2 separate regions of the Homo sapiens genome follow, and region 1 is linked to region 2. A link is an interaction called in ENCODE POLR2A ChIA-PET data of the cell type or tissue named here. Cell type or tissue: IMR-90. All regions are shown on one strand. Links, peaks and the distances in the headings refer to the core of each region. The heading gives the core; the rest is flanking DNA.

Region 1 (13,088 bases), core at 1-8,000, 130 kb before region 2:
AACACTACTCAGCCACAGAAAAAGAGTGAAATAATGTCTTTTGCAGCAACTTGGATGGAGCTGGAGGCCATTATGAGAAGTGAAGTAACTCAGGAATGGAAAACCAAATACCGCATGTTCTCACTTAGAAGTGGAAGCTAAGCTATGGGTATACAAAGGGATGCAGAGTGGTATAATGGACATTGGAAACTCAGAAGAGGGGAGGGTGGGAGGAGTGTGAGGGATAAAAGAACTACATATTGGGTACAACGTACACTACTTGGGTGATGGGTGCACTAAAATCTCAGACTTTACCTCTAAAGAAAGGAAAATAAAAGAATTAAAAAAATATTTAAAAAGAAATTATGTTTTTTAAAAAAAGAGAATTATCCTACCCAAGAGCCGAGAGACCAGGGGTCATTGGTTGAGGATTGCTGCTGGCAGGTTGGGGCTGGAGATGTTAATTTCCCAGCACATCTGTATCTAATATAGGCATTTTCTTCCATGACTGAGATTCAGTATCTTTCTCTTTATCTGGGCCTTTAACTTCGTCTTGTTTTCACTGGTCTTTCCTTGACCCTTGGCCCCACACCCAGCTCCTTGAATTCACTATTCTCTACCACTATAAATGTCATCAGCCATGTGGCCCACTTTCATTCCCATGGTCAGCCTCTCTTAATCAGGTCCACCATTTACTTTTACTTCTCCTGGACTCCCATTCACTAGGTATTCTACCTAGCACAGAGTCTTGCTAATAATAGACTCAGTACATGCATGCAGCATAACTATTGGCAGGGGATCCATAGCCATGCTGATTTGCAAAGACTTCAAATTACTGTTAAATCGCAGTTTGATTCTTGCTACTTCCTGCAATCCTTCCAATCCTTAGGTACTTCCTGGATGTTTTCCTGACAACTAAAGCCTCACTTTCTGTATCAGTTATCAGTGACCACATAATTCTGTGTAATAAAACACCCCAAGACTCAGTGTCTTTAAACAATAACCATTTATTGTGTTCACAAGTCTGTGGGTTGGCAATTTAGGCTGGGCTCAGATGGACAGTGCTTCTGATTTCAACTGGACTCACTCATGGATCTTACAGTCATCTGCAGCTCAGCTAATCTAGGATAACCTCAGCTGCAATGACTAGAATGACTCAACTCTGCTCCTCATGTCCCATCTTCCAACAGGATAACCTGGATATGTTCTCGTGGCAAACACAGAAGTAAGTGAAAACACTCAAGGCCTTTTGAGACCTGGACCTGGAACTGGCCCACCATCACTTCCACCACATTCTATTGCCCAAAACAAGTTACAGGGCCAGCCCAGATTCAAAGGAAAGGAAAATAGACTCTGGCTCTTCAGTGGATGAAATTCCAAGGTCACCTGGTAAAGGAAGAGGTGAAGAAGTAAGGTCATTAATGTAATCTTTCATACTGTAACACTTGCTTTTTGACTTAGAAGGTTGAGTGTGTTTTGTATGTCAATCACACCTCAGTAAAACGGTTTTTAAAACAAGAAGATTGAATGTTTATTTCCTTCCCTTTCAGCTCAAAGTTTCTATACTTTAAAACATCCAAATAGTACAATATAAGCAGCGCTGGCTTTTTGGTTTGAATTATTAGATATTGTTTCAGTTCTCCATTTCTATAGAGGCAGACATCAAAGACAGAAGTATGGAAAGTGTGATTTCACTCATAAATATCCCAGTAGAACTTAAAGACAATATTTTAAGTAACCAACTAAAGACTCATCTTGAACAGAAGTTAGATAACATCACCCACAATCTTAGAGTTTATTTATTTTATTTTATATTAAAGATAAGGATGTTCTCCCTACATCTGATGTCTTCACTGGAAGAGAGGCTGTGCAAAAAGGTGCTTAAATTGTATGTCATTCACAAAAGGGAACAAAGGAGCTGCCACTATTACTGCCGTTGCCATGGCCATATCATATTAAATCAGGATAGAGGAGGTTATTGAAACGGCTCTTCAAATAAGGTATCTTCTCATAAGACGTCTCTGCCAGCGAAATCAGTTGGAACATTGGGTACAGAGTGTCCAGTGGAGAGAACGTACAAAATACTCAAGCCGACGAAGATCCAGTGAATCAAATGGCCTTGCTGTGCTCCACTCAACACTATTTCTGTCTTGCATGAGGTGTGTGTCCTGAATTTGATTTACTATCTTTAATGTCATTCATCCACAGTCCATAGTATATATATGTGGATGCAGCAAGGTGCTCCAATTAGGACCTGGAAATCCACTACAGTCCAGTTGAAGCATAACGATTTGAAACATATAAAATGGTGGAGAGGAAGAGGGATGTGAAGGCAACGAGTTCCTAATGTCCTGCTTAGAAAGAAAGGGCAATGCAGAACGGTGATTAAGCAGCCAAATATCTGTGACAGTCTCAGGCTTGAGTCCAGGCTCTGCCACTGCTCGCTACGTGACTTCAGGTAGGTTTCTTACTATCTTTAAGCCTCGGTTTCTTTATCTGAAAATGAGACTACTGTTGAAACAACCTCAAAGGTTTCATGGAGGAGAAATATCAGTATGTAAAGCATTTTGCAAGGTGCCTGGCACAAAGTTAGCACTTAATTAATGAAAACTATAATTTTTGTTTTGGAGACAGGGTGTCGCTCTATTGCCCAGGCTGGAGTGCAGTGACTCAATCTTGGCTCCCTGCAACCTCCACCTCCTGGGTTCAAGTGATCCTCCCACCTCAGCCTCTCGAGTAGATGGGACTACAGGTGTGAGCCACCACACCCAGCTAATTTTTGTATTTTTTGTAGAGGCAGGATCTCACTATGTTGCCCAGGCTGGTCTCGAACTCCTGAGCTCAAGCGATCTACCCGCCTTGGCCTCCCAAAGCGCTGGGATTACCGGCATGAGCCATCACGCCTGGCCTGAGAACTATACATTTTTAAACTGGAAGGGACCTAGGAGATCTTTGTATAAAAGCTCATCATTCAGAAGATGAAAAACAACCACAGAGAAGGCTAAAGGAGTCCCACCTCAGTTACACAGCTTAGTGGCACAACTGGGGCTGAAAACCTAAGACTTTCTGATTCCTCTGCCTCTCTGTGTTATCCCTCCACCAACAAGCCCCTCTTGCCTACCCTCTTCCACACAGTGAAACTTCAATAAATAGCTAGGAGTTTTTGCCTTTCCCCTGGAAAGCCGCATCTCAGGCACAGGAAACTCTGAAAGGTATGGAATTTTCTAATGAGGCATTTGCCGCGTGCTCACTTTAATCCACTGCAAGTGTCTCTGGGAAATAAAATATTGGCAGGTCTGTCCAACAGCTGCTCAGCCTAGAGACCACAGCTTATTTTGGTCCATTTATGTTAACTCATCTGTCTCAAGCTCTTTGTTAGTGACTCACCGCATACTGCTACCAAAAATATACACCAAAAATCCAAGAATCATTCATATGAAGGGCAAACGTCTTGCTTAAAATACCACATTTCTGCCGTCGTGTTTTTATGAAGTTTTTCCTTCCTCCCGCCTCCACATCACATTTTCTTCTCTCCTTTCTTCCTTCTCCATCTTTGATCGCCTTCAGTGGCATGGAAGCTGCATGGGGTGATCAAGAGAATTCTAGAATGGATATCAGAAGGCCTGGTTCTGGTCCTGAGCTGGTATGCTTTAACTGCAAAAACCTAGCAAGTCACAACTGGTATGTGACTCGGTTTTTTCTTATCCATAATACAGGAGGGTTGTATTAGCTCTACAGTTCCCACCAGTACAACCGCCAAGAACTTCTTCATTGCTTTCCCTTGAAGGATTCCAAGCTTTGAAAGATTTTCATCTGCCACATAATCTACCTTTTAAAATAAAAATTAATATTCCCCATTTTCTATAAATTTTGAGTAAACAACCTAATTAATATACATTAGAATCAATAAATAACAATAAGCAGGAAATAAAAATGTTTAAAGTATTAAATTGACTTTTTTATTAAGATGGCTGCTATTTCAAATACTATGCCCAGATGTGTCATAGAAAAATACATCATCTTTTTTAGAATTGTTGAAATATTGAAAATGGTTCATATACTATGTCCTATATCTAAAAATAGGTGGGCACAGTGGCTCACGCCTGTAATCCCAGCACTTTGGGAGGCTGAGGCAGGAGAACCACTTGAGGGCAGGAGTTCAAGACCAGCCTGGGCAACAAAGAAGACCCGGATCGCTACAAAAAAAAATTAAAAATAATTAAAAAAATTAGCCAGGTACATTGGTGCAAACCTGTAGTCCTAGCTACTTGAGAGGCTGAGGCAGCAGGATCACTTGAGCCCAGTAGGTTGAGGCTGCAGTGAGCTATAATTGTACCACTGCACTCCAGCCTGGGCAACAGAGCAAGACCCCCATCTCAAATAAAAATAAAAATAAAAATAGACATGGTAAGGATACACAGCAACTTCAGGATGATTGTAACTTCCAGGGAGGAGGAAAAGGATGAAGATGGGGGAGACGGCCTTTGAGTATATCTGTAATATTTCACTTATTAAGACCTGACACAAATACAGGAAATCATTAACAAGTTAAATCTTAGTGATAGATACATGGTTATCAGTTATTAATATTATCCTTTCTTTTTATGATTAAAATATTTCAAAATTAAATATTTTAAATTTACAGAAGCTTATCAACTGAAACTCTTATACATTGCTGGTAAGAGTGTAAAATGCTGTAACAACTTTGGAAAACTTTAGCAGTTACTTAAAAAATTAAACCTACCCCTACCATACAACAAGGCAATTCCCTTCATAGATATATGCCCAAAATAAATGAATACACATATTCATAAAAAGACATGTACAAGAATGTTTATGCCAGCCTTATTTATAAGCCAAAAATAGAAAAGAGCCCAAGTGCCTATCAATAGGTGAAAGAATAAACAAATTGTGATATATTCATACACTGAAATACTACTTAGCTATAAAAAGGAGAGAACACCTTTTATCCAATAATATGGATAAATCTTGAAAAACATGCTGAGCAAAAAGTCACATACAAAAGAAAGAATACATACTGTGTGATTCTATTTACATGAAGTTCTAAACCAGGTCAAACAAATCCATAGTAATAGAAATCAGAGCAGTGTTTGCCTATTGTGTGGGGAGATTACCTAGAAAGAGGCACAGGGAAATTTCTGGAGCGAGGGACGTGTCTTGAGGAAATAAATATCTTTTTAAATTTTTTCTGTATTTTTAGTTTCTGTGGGTACATAGTAGGTGTATATATTTATGGGGTACATGAGATATTTTGGTACAGGCATGCAATGCATAATAATCACTTCATGAAAATTGAGTATCCGTACCCTCAAGCATTTATCCTTTGTGTTACAAACAATCCAATTATACTCTTTTAGTTCTCTTTAAATGTACAATTAAATTATTATTGGCTAGAGTCCCCCTGTTGTCTTGATTGGGGTAGTGGTTACATGAGTGTTTGCATTTGCAAAAAAATAAAAACACCTCTTCAAATTGTATGTCTGAGATCTGTGCATTTCACCCTAGATAAATTTTACCTCAATTTTTAAAAATACCTAAAGCTCATAAACTCACATACTGTTGTCAAGGACTCCCAGGAGAGCTGGGGACCTCAAGACAGGAATCAGTCCTGGAATGAGGATTCCTGCCGTGATTTTCATGTCTGAACAGTGTGAGATTTTACTTTCTATATTGCTCTTTACTCTCATTACAAATGAAGTCTTTCTTTGAGGAAGTCTTTCTTTGAGGAGGTCTTTCAAAGCAATGTGTTGTAGTGGAAAGAATATGGGCTTTAGAAATAGCCAGAGCCCTGGGTTTGAGCCTGTGCTCCCTGGCTCATTGGCTATGTGACTCTGGGCACGGAAGTGACCTCCTTAAGTTTATTTTCTTAACCTTATGCAGGAGCACGCAAAGTCTACTTCCCGGGGTTATTCGGGAGATTAAATTAGATCACACAAGCAAAAGTGTATTTCACACAGCCAGGCTCAGCACAGATGCTCCATACATTCTGGTTTCCTTTTCTTCCTTCCTTTACTTTTTATAGACCCTCTACAGAACGAAAGCTTCATATCTCCTCCATCATCACAGTTCAAATCCTGAGGATATAGGAATAGCTTCCTTGTTCCTCCTCAAAGGTAGCAAGCAAAAATGCCACACTCAAAGGTAGCAAGCAGCAAAAGGGGCTACTTCCCTGAGCCCCATGATTTAATGGGTTCTGCTCTGATACCCCCCATAGCCACATTCTTCCCCATAGGGCAGGAGTCAGTAGGGTCAAAAGGCTATGCCCATCCAGAGCCTGTGCCCCACCTAGACCACAATCCAGGTACCAGGACCCCAGAATACACTGCCCAGGGGACCAAGAGCTGGCTTCCACAGCCACCATGGTCCCCTTCCCTGGTCCATCTTCCCAACAGCAGACCGTGTTACAAATGAGCACATCTCTAGTCCCAAGGAACCATCAAAGGGCAGTTGTTTGGGGCTGTGTAAACAGAGCTTGGACACGTAGGCAGGGTGTCCATCCACATTGTGCAAGACCCCTCGTGGTGTTTGGAGGATTCTGGGGTGGGAAGAGAAAGGGAGCTTGACCTCTGGCTGGGCTCAGGAGCCAGGGGCTGGCTCACCCTGTACCATCAGGTTCTGGTGCAGAACTCTGAGGAGGCCAAGAACTCTAAATCTGGACCTGGCCTTCCAGGCCAATATTGATATGTCAAGAAGATGATAGAATACATTTTATAATATTTTATAACTTTTCACAATCAGGCATAGAGTATGTGGGTTTCCGTGTGTACTCTTGCTCTGGGCTTGCCACATGGTAGGGATAGACCTGCCCAGCATATTCCCCTCTCAGGACCTTTGCACTTGCGGTTCTTTTGCCCTCTCTTCAGATCTCTACTTAGCCTCCTCCCTCATTTCCTTCATGTTCCCCTTCCTCTATCCCCCTTTCACTTGTCTGACCATCATATTTGCTCCCCAGCCCTCATACCTCTATGCCCTTCCTATAATTTCTTTTTCGTATTACAACTTGATATTTTATTTGTTAAGTGCCTGACTCCTCCATTAGAGTATAAATGTCAAACCAACTGAAAATTTTCTGCCTTGTTCACTACTGTATTTCCCTCACTCAACATAGTATCTGGCACATAGGAGGGGCTAAGCAAGGTAACTATTGCATTAATGCATGAATAACTTAATGAATGGATTTCTATTCCCATGCCTTATTCTCTGTTCTTGTCCCAATGTTTCACAACATAAAAGCCAAAAAAAAAAAAAAAAACTTTTTAAATAGGCCAACTCACTTGCATTTCAGATTTTATTTCAAATTTAATAAACCTGCTGAACACAACCCCCAGTCTTCCAGCTCTCTTGCTCTATTTTTACCACTACCGTCTGTTCTTATTACAGAGAACTCCGGCCCCTTGACATCCCCTACTTTGTCTTCATCTATCAACCTTCATCTGCCTCCATCTCCTGCCCTTTCTGCCTAGAACTCACAGCCCATCACTTCGATCATTCTTCTGCTGATATTCTCAAGTACTTTGCCCTTTCGCCTGGCAAAACCCTAACTCTGGATCAAATCAAGGAACGTTTCCATTTCTAAACTGGAGCTACATCACAGAATAATAAATTAACAGGGGTAGCAAAATGATCTAAAAATATAATCATTTCTTTCCTGGCCAAAACTCTTGCCTACCAACTATTGCACATTCTTTACATGGCTAAAATTAAATATGCAAGTCTTCCGTGGCATTTAATTAGCAATCTGGCAGAAAGAAAATGCTGCTCTACTTTCATTCACAAATTTTAGTTTAATTACATTCCGTACCCTTTTCCAAGCCAAGATGGTTGGGTTCAAATTTCTGGTTAAGAAAATCTAAGGTAAATGTTACATCACTTTTGAAAAGCCTGAAACTCACACAATCAACACATTTTCTCTCTCTCTCTCTCTCTCTCTCTCTTTCTCTCTGACTTCTTCCAGCTAGAATATCCCTACAGAAAATGTCAGATCTCGGCCGGGCGCGGTAGCTCACGCCTGTAATCTCAGCACTTTGGGAGACCGAGGCAGGTGGATCACGAGGTCAGGAGATCGAGACCAGCCTGGCTAACACGGTGAAACCCCGTCTCTACTGAAAATACAAAAAATTAGCCAGGCGTTATGGCACGTGCCTGTAATCCCAGCTACTCAGGAGGCTGAGACAGGAGAATGGCATGAACCCCGGAGGCGGAGGTTGCAGTGATCACGCCACTGCACTCCAGCCTAGGCAACAGAGCGAGACTCCATCTCAAAAAATAAAAAAATAAAAGAAAGAAAGAAAGAAAATTCCAGGTCTCTTTTCAAAAGAGAGTTGAGAATAACAAGCAAAATACAAATTTCAGTTACATAGGAGGAATAAGTTCAAGAGATCTATTGTATAACATGGTGACTGTCGTTAATAACAACATATTGTAGTCTTGAAAAATGTTACGAATTTACACTTTAAGTATTCTCACCACAAAAACGATAATTATGTGAGATAATGCATATGTTGATTAGCTCAATTTAACCATTCCACAAATACATGGATTTCAAAATGTCATGTTGTACATGACAAATATGTACAATTTTATTTGTCGATTTAAAAAGTAAAATAAACATTTAAAAAGAATACAATATCATGTATTAAATACAATATACAGGTTGAATATGTTTAAGAATACAGTGTTGTATGATTGCTACTATGTTTAAAAACATAAATGTGTATGGGCAAAGAGTAAAACCAACAAACAGAAATGATAGTAGTGATATTAGGAATTTGAAGTTTTTTCTCTGAGCACTCTTAGATGTTATAATATTGTTTTTACAATTGAGAGTGAGGACAGGGTAGGGAGGAGGGAGAGAAAGCCAAATTTGCTGCAGAGAGGGTATGATAACCTTTTGAATTTCAAATTACCATTGGTTCCATTGACACCTAAAAGCAGCATTTCTCTGACCTTTAATAAATGTCCTAAATAAGTCAAAGTGGTCACGGTAGAGCCATTATAATCCTGTAGTTTTAATGTCACACATACTCCACCTATTACAAATGTCTTACTAGTATGTGCGTTTGTTTTTAATCTCAAAAATACAGAAAATTTAAGCCATTTCGCATGAATTCCAGGGTCTGGATCAAGTTGCAAGAGAAAATCACTATAAACTTTAATGAAAATACAACAATATTTTAAAGATTATAAGTAATAAATGTCTTACTAAAAGTACCTCATAATATAGACGTATTGCTTTTCCAAGGATAAACATGAAAGCATAAGAGCCCAGAGGCTCAATTCTTGCAGACGAGAAAACAAACTCCTTAAAACTGGTATTAAATCTCTGAACTTAGAGAAAATATGAGGAGGGGCCTTACCATCCCCTTCAGGTCCATGCCCACAAAGAACCCAGAGTTTCAGTAAACAAATGAGGTACATAATCCATTTGTGATAGCGCTCAATTCATATGGTTACTTCCTAATCAAGACAAAAATAAACCCTAGGCATAAATGCATCTTGCTAGTGGCTTCTCCATAAATAACACTGCAAATCAATAATTATGCTCATTTCCTTAGAAATGCCTTAATTATTACTCCACATTCTTGCATAGAAATATGAGTAGAAAATAAACAAAACTAAATAGAGAACATTCCAGCATCCCCATAGATTGACTTTGGATGTATTTTTCTCAGCAAATCTACTACTGTTCTTTTTTTTATTTTATTTTATTTTTCAAACACATATGCTTGTTTATCTTAAGGAATCCTTTGGGGGTAGGAGGACTAAACTGGTACAGTGAAATGTCACAGTACTTTCTAATAAGGAATGATAAGTTATAAACACTTTAGTTGAATTATCAATAGTAGCATGTCTCTGCTAACACTCAATTTTCTCCAGGAACAAGCTGTTTATTACTTCATTTATGTATGTGTTCCTTTATTTGGTGCCAAAATTTGTTAACAGAAATAATGAAAGAGGATTGAAATAAAAATTAAATGCTTTGATCACGGAACAACTTTTGCAGAGGCAGCAGCAAGCGAATGTGCCACCTATTAAGCATGAGACTGTAATCATTTCTTAGGTGGCCCACTTACACTTTATGTAAAAGAGCATTATTAAGTGAAAAAGCACAAACAGAGTGAAGGATGATGTAATAATTCACGCTTCCCACATTGTGCTGTTTGAGCTCCGGTTGAGCTCCAGTCAAGGGACAGCTATACCACTAATGTGTTTTATTAAGCAACAATAAAGAGTCCTGAGAGATTCTCTTGTAATTCTCATTTTTAAATGAGAGCCAAAGAAAAAGAATCATTTCTAACAACATGGGAATCCACTAGGACTTTTTTTATATACATAACTTCCAAATAAAATGTAAATCGTACTCAAGGGAGGGAAACTAGTCCTGGGGAATAATGATGGTGATTCCTCAACTATCCGTGGTGTGTTCCCAGGGGCACAGGCATTCAGTGCAAGCCAATAGGTTGCTTTTGGGTTCTTGATACTTTTAGGTTTCTGTGTTGGGAGGGGAGTCATAAAAGGAGAATAGGCTAAAGTGCTTTTTCAGAGTTTAACTGGATTATTGAAAAGAGTGTGTGGAACCTCACAGATGAGAGACAAGTTAGCGAAGAAGAAAGACTGAGTAATGGGCCATGCCATATTCTATCATAGAATGCCTTCCTCCATACAACATGGACTATCATGAAATATTGGCTTTCTTGGATTCTAGGTATTATTCTGTATTCCAAGCTTTATATATCTAAAATAAAGATACTCATATCTTGACAAATTATAAGTTTCTTCCACCTCTTCCTGTTTTGAGGGACCCTCTCCTGCTTTTTATTGTTGATGTGAATTAATCAAGTAGACGTAAATCAATCTAACTCTAAAAATAACAGATACTATGGATAGCAAGTACAGTCACCAAAATATCTCTATAGGTATCAGTATTTTTTCTCCAATCATGAGAATGAGAGAGAATGAATGAGTGACAGCATGAGAGAGACAGAATTTTTTCCACTCCTTTTACATTTTTACCAGTTTTTTTCTTCTGAGATTTCTCTGCGAAACTACAAGAAGATGTAGATTAGTCAGTGGTTTTCAGCTTTAATACAATATACTGAAACCAGATTATCCTCTGCTTTTAATTGCCTCTTCCTAAAATGCTCCATTGTCATTACCCAATGATAGTGTTCTTTAAGGATATTATACTTTCAACTTGGTGTTTATTGAACAGGGATATTTATTGTCTGTGGTGGCCTGCTGAATTGCATGGTGAAGGTACCCTAAAGGGAAAATTAGAAGTTGTTTGAAATGGTCATTTTAATTTGACTATTGTTCAGAATATTCTGAACTGTTTTCTAACTTAGCTTTAAGGTTTTCATTAAGTCATTTTTAAGATTTCTGATTGGGTGAAATAATAACATCACATAACGCATAACTGAATGGAAACCTAACCTCTTCTTATACGGAGAATGAAACAAGCCCGGGGAGAAAAAATAATTTACCAAAGTCACAGAACTAAGGAGTAACAGGGATCTAGGACCCAGGTGTTCCTTTTTTTTTTCTTTTTTAATGTTTTTTTAATAATTTCATTCTTCCATTCTTATGTATATACCTACAGAACCCTGGTGTTCTAACTCCTGGACAAATGGTCTTTGGCCTACATGTACAGTACATACATCTGAACCTACCAACTTTAGGCAAAATTGTTATATTAGATTTGTATCCTGAATCTCATCCCCTATGCCCTGAGCTTTTCCTTCCTCCTCAAGAAAACTTCAGCTTTTCTTTCCCTGTTGTCATTCCCAACCGCTAGCAGGGTTTACTTGTCCTAAACTCAGGACCTTTTCTTCTGTGTTTCGGGTAGCATCTAATTACTTAAGTAATTAAGTCATATAATACTGAGTGTCATGTGGCTTCATGCTAAGCTTTTCAAATATAGATTACCATCAGTATGAGACCAACTTCTGTGGGTTAAGTTAAGCCATGGATAAAATATTATGGTCCGTCTTCATCAGCCATCAAACTTTCTGAAGAAATTGATTGTGGAAGAGAGTGATGAATATCTTTGCCCCACTCCAGATCCACTCTCTACCCCTCTCTACGTGATTCTGTGCTCCTGGAGGCTGACCTGTATGCAATGCATCAATGGGCTCCCTCGTCTTCTGGCTCCCAGTTGGGTTTGAAGAACGAGGGGCACCAATGGGAGATCAGAGGGCGCAAGAAGTATTGATTCTTCCAGTTCTGTCTCCACAGGATCTCTACAGGTTGGCTGCATCTCCCACCGTGGAAGGCCACAGCTACTGTCAGACAGCCCTCTACAGATAGCTGAGTCACAATAGCCAATCTCTCCTTTTGCTCCTCCAGGCCTAGAGGTGGTAATAGCTCCTCAACATTACTTATCCCAGGGTACTGCACTAGCCCTTCCTGGTTTCCCTAATCCCTGAGGATACTTTTGTAAATAGTCCCTCTATTAAACCCTCCTCGGTTACCCAGTTTGAATGGGCCATCTGTTTCCAGGCAAGACCCTAACCAATATAGAGTCAAATAGGACATTAAATAATTTGACTAAGTAATTTAAATATTTTTATATTTTATTATAAAAATATATTTATATTTTATTATAACAACATATTTCTATTTTATTATAAAAATATATTTCTATTTTATTATAACAATATATTTCTATTTTATTGTAACAATATATTTCTATTTTATTATAACAATATATTTCTATTTTATTATAACAATATATTTTTATTTTATTTTAACAATATATTTCTATTTTATTATAAAAATATATTTCTATTTTATTATAAAAATATATTTCTATTTTATTATAAAAATATATTTCTATTTTATTATAAAAATATATTTCTATTTTATTATAAAAATATATTTCTATTTTATTATAAAAATATATTTCTATTTTATTATAAAAATATATTTCTATTTTATTATAAAAATATATTTCTATTTTAATATAAAAAATATTTCTATTTTAATATAAAATATATTTCTATTTTAATATAAAATATATTTCTATTTTAATATAAAATATATTTCTATTTTAATATAAAATATATTTCTATTTTATATAAAAATATATT
Region 2 (9,212 bases), core at 851-8,850:
ATCACACCACTGCACTCCATCCTGGGCAACAGAGCGAGACTCTATCTCAAAAAAGTAAAATAAAATAAATGTTTCACACTAAAAAATGAGATTTTAGAGTGTTGGCTGTAGTATAAGAAATAACTAAGAAATTCATCAATATTACGTGGTTTGAATATGAACAGACTGCGTAGATTTAGAGTACTCATATTATCTTCATGTTAATAGTGAAATACTGAAAGCTTTACTTTTGGGATTTGTAATATGGCAAGGATGCCCATTATTTCACTTCTGTCCACATTGTCCTGGAAGTCCTAGCCAATATGGTAAGTCAAGCAAAAAAGTAAAGTATAAGGTTTAAAAAGAAGAAATAAAATTATCATTATTTAGATAACATGACTGTATCCATAGAAGATCCAGTCATCAGCCTGCACAACATAGCAAAACCCCATCTCTACAAAAAAATGCAAAAATTAGCCAGGCATGTTGGTAAGCACCTGTAGTCCCAGCTACTTTGTGGGGTGGCAGATGGGGGCTAAGACAGGAGAATCATTTGAGCCCAGGAGCTTGAGGCTACAGTGAGCTGAGATGGTTCTACTGCACCCCAGCCTGGGTGACAGAGCAAAACCCTGTCTCAAAAAAGAAAAGAAAAGAAAAGAAAATCCAGTGATCATATAAATTCTTAGAATTAATAAGAGTTTAGCAAAGTTACTGGATACAAGGTCAATAAACAAAAATCTATTCCATGTCTCTATACTAGGAATAGAAAATGGAATTTTTATCCGGGCACAGTGGCTCACACCTGTAATCCCAGCACTTTGGCAGGCCGAGGCAGGCAGATCACCTGAGGTCCAGAGTTCGAGACCAGCCTGGCCAACATGGCGAAACCCTGTCTCTACTAAAAATAGAAAAAATTATTCGGGCATGGTAGCAGGTGCCTGTAATCCCAACTACTCGGTAGGCTGAGGCAGGAGAATCACTTGAACCCGGGAGGCAGAGGTTGCAGTGCGCCAAGATCATGCCACTGCACTCCAGCCTGGGCAATAAGAGTGAAATTTCATCTCAAAAAAAAAATGGAATTTTCAAAGAGGACAGTGTTTACAACAATGTAAAAATTCTCAGATACCTAGTGATAAATCTAGCAGAAGTTGTGTAAGACCTCTGTGCAAAAAAACCAGAAAATTTTATTTAAAGAAATTTTAAAAGACCAAAATAACTTGAAAGAATATACCATGTTCATGTTATGACAGACCCAGTGTTGTAAAGATAACATTTTTATAGATCAGTGTTATCCACTAGAAATATAATGTGAACCAGCCAGGCATGGTGGCTCATGCCTATAATCCCACCACTTTGGGAGGCCGAAGTGGGCAGATTGCTTGAGCCCAGGAGTTTGAGACCAGCTTGGGCAACATGGCAAAACCCCATCTCTACAAAAATAAAAGATAAAAAAATTAGCCAGATGTGGTGGCACGTGCCAGTAGTCCCAGCCACTTGGGAGGCTGAGGTGAGAGGATCACTTGAGCCTGGGAGGTCAAGACTGCAGTGAGCCCTGATCACACCACTACACTCCAACCTGAGCAACAGAGTGAAGAGCGAGACCCTGTCTCAAAAAAAAAAAAAAAAAAAGAAAAGTAATGCGAACCACATACGTAATTTTAAGTTTTCTAGTACCTACATTTAAAAAAGTAAAAAGAGGCAGGTAATCCCAGCACTTTGGGAGGCCAAAGCGGGTGGATCACCTGAGGTCAGGAGTTCGAGACCAGCCTGGCCAACATGGCAAAACCCTGTCTCTACTAAAAATACAAAAATTAGCTGGGCGTGGTGGCACACACCTGTAATCCCAGCTACTTGGGAAGCTGAGGCAGGAGAATCACTTGAACCCGGGAGGCGGAGGTTGCAGTGAGCTAAGATCATGCCGCTGCACTCCAGCCTGGGTGATGAATGAAATTCATCTCAAAAAATAAAAAAAATAAAAAAGTAAAAGGAAAGTTAATTGTAATATTTTATTTAACCCAGTGTACCCAAGATGTTATTTCAGCATGTAACCAATGTTAAAAATTGATTGAGGTATTTGTTGTAAACTAATTTTTTTCATACTCATTTGAAATTCAATGTGTATTTTACACTTACAATGTGGATTGGCACATTTCAGGTGCTCAGTAGCCATATGTAGCTAGTGGCTACTATAATGGATGACAAAACTATAGTTTCAATGCAAATAAAATTAAAATCCTAACAACTTTTTAATGTGAATCTTGATAAACTGATTCTAATATGATAATACAAAGGACAAAGAGTAGCTAAAATACTCTCGAAGACCAAGATAGGAAGACTTGCTTTACCAGGTATTAAGTCTTATTATAACAGTAACTAAGATAATACAGCATTGAAACAAGTGTGGAAAGTAGATCTATGCAAAAGAATAAAGAACCCAGAAACAGATCTATATATGTGGACACTTAATTTGCGACCATTGGGAATTTCAGAGCAGTAGGGAAAGAATAGCCTTTTCTTAATAAATCATGCTGGAAAAGTTAAATATTCGTATAAAAAATAGGCAGGGAGTGGTGGCTCACACCTGTAATCCAAACACTTTGGGAGGCTGAGGTGGGAGGATCACTTGAGGCCATGAGTTAAAGAATATAAAAATTATCCAGGTGTGGTAGTGCACACCTGTAGTCCTAGCTACTTGGGAGGCTGAGGTGGGAGAATCGCTTGAGCCCAGGAGGTCAAGGATGCAGTGAGCCATGATCATGCCACTGCACTCCAGCCTGGGTAATAGAGCAAGATCGTGTCTCAAAAAAAATTTGCTTTAAAAGAATTAAAAATTTTTTTTAAAATTCCTACCTTCCACCATACATAAAAATCATTACCAATCTATCTAGAACCCCAATCAATAAGAAAAAGCCAACCCAATAAAAACATGGGCAAGAGACTTAGGGATCTGACAGAAGAGGATATTCAATGGCCAAAAAACTTATGAAAAGATACTCAACCTCGTTAATCAGAAAATGCAAATTAAAATCACAAGGAAATATCACTGCATACTCACCAGAATGGCTAAAATTAAAAAGATTGACAGGAGCATTCTGAACCATTTTTGGCCCAGACTGCTGCCCTATACAAAAATTTTAATAAATAAAAATAAAAAGACTGACAGTACAAAATGGTGGGATGTGAAGCAGTGGCAACTTTTATACATAGCTGGAAGGAATATCAATACTCATATAACCACTTTGGAAAGCAGTTTTTGTCCTTATCTTCTAAAGACAAATATATGTATACCCTCATCCAGTAATTCCCACTCCTAGACATGCACCCATGTTAAAAGAATCTAGTTACTCACACATCAAAAAACAAGTACAAAGCCGTTCATAGCAACATTATTTGTAATAGCCAAAAAGTGGAAACCTGATTATTAACAGAAGAATCAATTAATAAATGATGGTATATTCGTACAGTCGAATACAATAGAAGTTGTTGTATTTACGCTCTGTGGGCCACACACAGTCTCTGTCACATATTCTTTGTATTTTTTTTCCAACCCTGTAAAAATATAAAACAATTCTTGAGAGCCATTCAAAAACAGGCTGAAGCCTTGGCGCATGGGTGTAGTATGCCATACAACAAAGAAAATGAACAAACCACAGTTACATGCAACAACTTAGATAAATCTCACAAGAATGTGGAGCTAAGGAAGTACAGACACAAAAGAAAAAGTACTATATGATTCTATTTGTAAAGTTTACAAAGCAGGCAAAACTAAAGCATAGTTTTTAGGGTTCATATTTAGATGGTTAAAAGCCTGAGGCAAAATAAGGGAAGTGGTTACACTGGATGAGGGGTTCTGGCAATGTTATGTGTCTTGGCCAGATAACTATTCAGTTTGTGGTAAATAATTGAGCTGTGTACTTTGGGTGTTTTTGTTCGGGGTTTTTTGGGGCATTTTATATTATTCTACACAATATAAAAGGTCTAAAAAGATGTGCTACATAAATGAATGTTCACTGAACTTTCATCACTGAACCTTTATCACTTCATCTACTTTGATCCCTCCCTTTCAGCGAACAAACACTCTCGTGTTGAAGAAACTAAATCCTTCTTTGACTTGGCCTTCCTTTCAAGTTACTGTACCATCTTCCTGCATCCTTTCAACACAAAGCCTCTTTAAAAAGTAGTCTATGCTTTCTGTTACTACTTTTTTGGCTTCTTTTATTCCACAGCCTATTTGTCATTCATCCCCACCACTCTACTGAAACTGCTCTCTCTGTGGCTATCAGTGATCTTCTGGTTGCTAAAACCAGTGGCAGGTTGTCAAAAGGATGACTCTACCATTCATTCACACAATTCATTTAACAGATGTTTCAGTTCTTGCTACTCATACTTGAGATGTAGTATTAACAAGACTGAAAAGGTCTTTGGTGGTCTTCAGAGCTTATATTTTAGTGGGGGAGACAAGGAATTAATATCTAAACAATTTCAGATAGTAATAGGAGATATAAGGATAATAAATCGGAATTCTGTACTCATAATAGTGACTCCTTACTGTGTGAGGGAAGGAGCAGAAAGCAGGAGCCATATTAGATGGGACACTCAAGAAAGGCATCTCTGAGTATTTGACACTGGTGGCCACTCCCTCCCTCCATAGTTTTTCCTACTTTGATCTACTTCTTCCACCTCTCTAACCGTTCCCCTTTTGGTCTCTTTTACATGATTTCTTCTCTTCCTGTTTTTCCTTTTTTAATTATAAAAATTTTCAAATATGAACTATCAAAAATAGAATAATTCAGTGAACACATATACCTGTTACCCAGATTCGACATTTATCAAGATTTGGCCATTTTGCTTTATCTATTCTTTTTTTCTTTTCTTTACTGAAGTATTATAAGCATTCCAGACATATCTACTTAATTCAGTTTGCCTTGCTAAAAATATGGGTGTTTTCTTACACATCCACATAAAACTAGCAATAATGCTTAGGTATCATCAGTCCTTAACTAAGTTTTTCAGATTTTCTTCAAAACTGTGTCTTTACAGTTGGATCCAAATCAAGTCTGCACATTCCATTTGGTTGTACTTCTTAAACTTCTGTTATCTATCCCTGTTTTTCCCCTGCTGTTTATTCATAGAAACCTAGTCAGTTGTTTTATAGAACTCTGCTTTCTGGATTTATCTTGTCAAAGAATGAGACCCCCTCTCAATATCTGAAACAAAAAGCATAAAGTTTATTTTATTCTTTGCTATGGTAAGGCTAGAGTCTCCCCAAATATAGTAGACCACTAATCTTATATAGGGTTTTGAGGAAGGGTGGAGCTCAAGAAGTGGCAGAGTTTCATGTCTATAAGTGGGTTGACATTATCTGTAAGAATGTGATTATTTGGGTGGGACTGTTGTTGATCAGTGGGCATTCAGGTGTGTTTATTGGAGTGAGTCCATTCCTGTTTGGCTAATTTTCAGAGACAAAGAGCAGTTACTCATCTTTGCAGGTGTTCACCAGGCAAGTTGTCATTGATCAATTCAATGGATTTTAAACCAACTGAAAGGATTTAAAACCAGTTCTGGTGGTTCTCTTGTTACCATGGTTACATAACAATTAGTCTTTTCCTAGGAGTATGGAAATTTTTTTTTATTCCCTTAGTGTTATTAGCTTGATCCTCTATTCTGTTTTTGGTTAAACTGTTTTAGCAAGATTATTTCACAGCTAATACCGTGTGGTCCCTATTACATCAGGAGGCTTACAATACCTGGTTGCCCCCACTTTAAGTGATGGGCTCCAGTGGTTGCAGCTGATTCCTCCGTTGTAAAGTTCCCTGGCATGCTTTTAACTAATGGTTCTATCCATTAATAATCATTACTTGAAACAGTTATTTTATAAGGAATTCAAAAGTGATGAATTGCTTTTCTTTTAAAAAAAAAAAAAAAAGTTTAAATTTTGGAGATGAGGTCTTGCTCTGTTGCCCAGACTCGAATGCAGTGGCATGATTACAGCTCACTGCAACATCAAACTCCTGGGCTCAAACGATCCTCCTGCCTCAGCATCTGGAGTAGCTAGGACTACAGGTGCACCACCATGCCCAGCCAAGTTCTTTAATCTTTTGTACAGATGGTATCTTGCTATGTTGCCAGGCAGGTCTCAAACTCCTGGGCTCAAGTGATCCTCCCACCTCCGCCTCCCAAAGTGTTGGGATTACAGGCATGAGCCACTATGCACCAGCCATGATTTTCTATTATTATTATTATTCCTTCCTCATTTATTAGCTGGTATTTTCTCAACAAACTTTCCCTCATCAACTATGATGATTTAATTACTTGAAATAACGCTCATCCAAGAAAAAGAGAATAAATACTTAATTCTTTTCTTAAATTGTTTCTAATGTCAGAGCCCTAGTTACTTCCTAGTGGGGGTAGTATCCAGTGAGTCGAGTTTTTGTATTTTGACTTTGCTTTTTCTTACTTTACATAATAAACTCATGGGATTTAATAATCAGTGTGATTCAGCCAATTGCAGTCATTATTTTTAATGCCCTAATTGTTCTTTTTCTGACTACCTTTTAAATGGTCTTATCCCCCAGGATCCGTCTATGATATGCTTTTCTTCCCCCTCTGCACTCTTTCCTGACTGACTTCAGTCTTTCCTATAACTACCCTCCACATTTTAATTACTCTCAAATCACTCTTTCTTACATGAATTTACCAGGCATTAGACCTGTGTTTCTATTTACTCACCTGCCTGGCCCTCCCAAAACATATTACATGCATGACTTCACATCTTTGAACTAAATGTATCTTTATTTGCTGTTCTTTTCTTATACTCCCAGTTATCAGCATTTTCATGCACCCTCTTCCAAGCCAGAAACCAGGAAATCATTTTTTATTCCTTCTCTCTTTTGCATAATTAGGTATTCTCCAAATTCGATCTCAGAATTATTTCACTGTTCCAGCCTTTCCTCTGAATTAAACTGCTTAAAGTATTCAGAAAACAGTGACCTCTTACCCATACTATCTGACCACATTCCTAAGTTGATTGCCTACCACTTATGACCTCTTCCCACTCCAAATTGTTCTCTATTACCCTTGGAGTTACCTTCTTGAAAATAAGTCTAGTCATGTTAGTCCAGTTTCAGGACCTCTGCTGCATCCTTGTTACCTAATACAATAGTGTTTCCCCAGATTTGTCCAAGAGAATATTAATTCTACAAGATATTAATAGGTATTCTTTGAAAAAGAGGTGCTGGAAATAAATACTTAGAAAATACTGATTTCACCCATAATCCCAGCACTTTGAGAGGCTGAAGTGGGAGGATCACTTGAGGCTAGGAGTTCAAAACCAGCCTAGTCAACATGGCAAAACTCCATCTCTACAAAAAAAAAAAAAAAAAAAAAAAAAGCCAGGTGTGGTAGCACACACCTGTAATCCCAACTACTTGGGAGGCTGAGACACGAGAATCCCTTGAACCCAGAAGGCAGAGATTGCAGTGAGCCGAGATTGTGCCACTGCAGTCCAGCCTGGATACTCTGTCTTAAAAAAAAAAAAAAAAAAAACTGATTTGTTTGCTCTAGATTTCTCAGCCTTTTTATATGCAGTGTATTTTAATTCTGTGTGTCTAATAGGGGGATATAATAAATAGCATTCTACAAGCTCATTGGGTCATGAATTTTTTTATTGTTGCTAACTATCTAGAGGGATTAATGTTATTCAGTAAAATTTGGGGAAACACTAGCCAAATGAATAAATTGTTAGCCTTTAGATTGCATTGAAGACCTTTCATAATCTCCCATGTTAAATTAAATATCCCCTACTGTTCCCTTGTCACTCTTTGCATATGTTCTTCTGCATTTGTCTCTTAATGTACTAGCATTATCTGTATCCATCTTCACCATGGACCATGAGTTTCATGGGCTCTCTTTATCTCTGTATCCTCAGCACTAAACAGTGTCTGGCATGTAATAGCTCAATAACAACCCACTGAATAATAAATGGATCTGTTTCTGAAATAGGAATTTTCCCCAGCTCTATTATTATTGTCATACTTACAGGATCATTGGTTTCTTTAATTTGTAGGTTTGGAAAAAGAATTAAAATTAGAGCTGAAACAGACCTTCAAGTTCATCTAGGCCAGCAGTTTTTAGACTGTGTATCTTCAATATTTCACAATCCTCTTTCCCACAGTTCCCCTTCCCTTCAGGGGCTGTTAAAGGGAATAGAAAGGAAAAAGTGGCATATGAAACACATGTTCTCTTAGCAGCTTTAAATGTTAGGTTTCTTAAATTCCCTTTGAGGAGGAGTTCCGAGGCTATACTTTGGGAGCTATTGGTCTAGAGACCAATCCCTTTGCTTATGAAGAAATGATAACAGGCCCAGAATAATTGGCTTTCCCACTGTCACAAAGTTCTTAGTAACAGAGCCAGAACTAGGATTCAAATGATCTTACTTTCACAGTGCTCTTTGCAAAATTTTGAAAAATGAAAAAGCTTATTAGATTATGAACTAAAATTCAGTTATGTGTTCACATGAAAACCTGTACATAAATGTTCACTGTAGCTTTATTCATATTAGCCCCAAACTGGGCACAACCCAAATGTCCTTCAACAGATAATGGATAAATAAACTGTGACATATTCATACAGAAGCCATACATGTAATAAAATGGCATAGAACTAAACACACACACAAATAAGTGCAAATAAAACCAGTGCCATGTGAATGAGATCATTGGATTGTCTCCATGTCAATATCCTGGATGTGATATTGTACTGTAGTTTTGTAAGATGTTACCATTGGGGGAAACTGGGTAAAGGGCACAGGGGATCTCTCTGTATTATTTCTTACAACTGAGTGTGAATCTACAAGTATCTCAAAAAGTTTAATTTAAGAATTTTTAAAAATAAAAATACAGATGCCTCCAAAAAATAAAATATTATGTGGATTTATTATTTAGAGCCAAACTTGGAATGCCACAGTTTTTGAGTCCTGAAGCGCAGAGTCTTTTACGAATGCTTTTCAAGCGAAATCCTGCAAACAGATTAGGTAAAAATTTTAACTAATTTGTTTATGTTGTATGTTTGTTGGTGTTTGTTTTTAGCGGGGAGTAGATATTTGTTTTGTGGTGGAATTATTAACTATTTAGACAAGGCTAGGCCTGGTGGCTCACGCCTGTAATCCCAGCACTTTGGGAGACCAAGGCGGGAGAATTACTTGAGTCCAGGAGTTCAAGACCAGCCTGGGAAAA

What was found. ChIA-PET counts read pairs that join two places held together with the same protein. Peaks named below come from ENCODE experiments on the same cell type or tissue, not always from the same donor. Only the 100,000 strongest peaks of a DNase experiment are listed, where the experiment ranks them.
Region 1: POLR2A ChIA-PET joins it to region 2 with 5 read pairs; 3 of 35 experiments call an interaction of 5 or more read pairs at or near these places.

What each region holds. Positions count from the first base shown.
Region 1 is chrX:20,300,240-20,313,327 of GRCh38, reverse strand. No RefSeq gene overlaps it. Among named protein-coding and RNA genes, the nearest start is that of RPS6KA3, 40 kb to the right of the region's middle. In IMR-90, for the core only: no CTCF peak of the experiment used is centred there; a DNase peak (open chromatin) is centred at 3,367; H3K27ac peaks cover 179 bases.
Region 2 is chrX:20,176,794-20,186,005 of GRCh38, reverse strand. It overlaps RPS6KA3 (ribosomal protein S6 kinase A3), which reads left to right. Exons shown (of 22, transcript NM_004586.3): 11 at 8,922-9,010. Among named protein-coding and RNA genes, the nearest start is that of EIF1AX, 40 kb to the right of the region's middle. In IMR-90, for the core only: no CTCF peak of the experiment used is centred there; no DNase peak of the experiment used is centred there.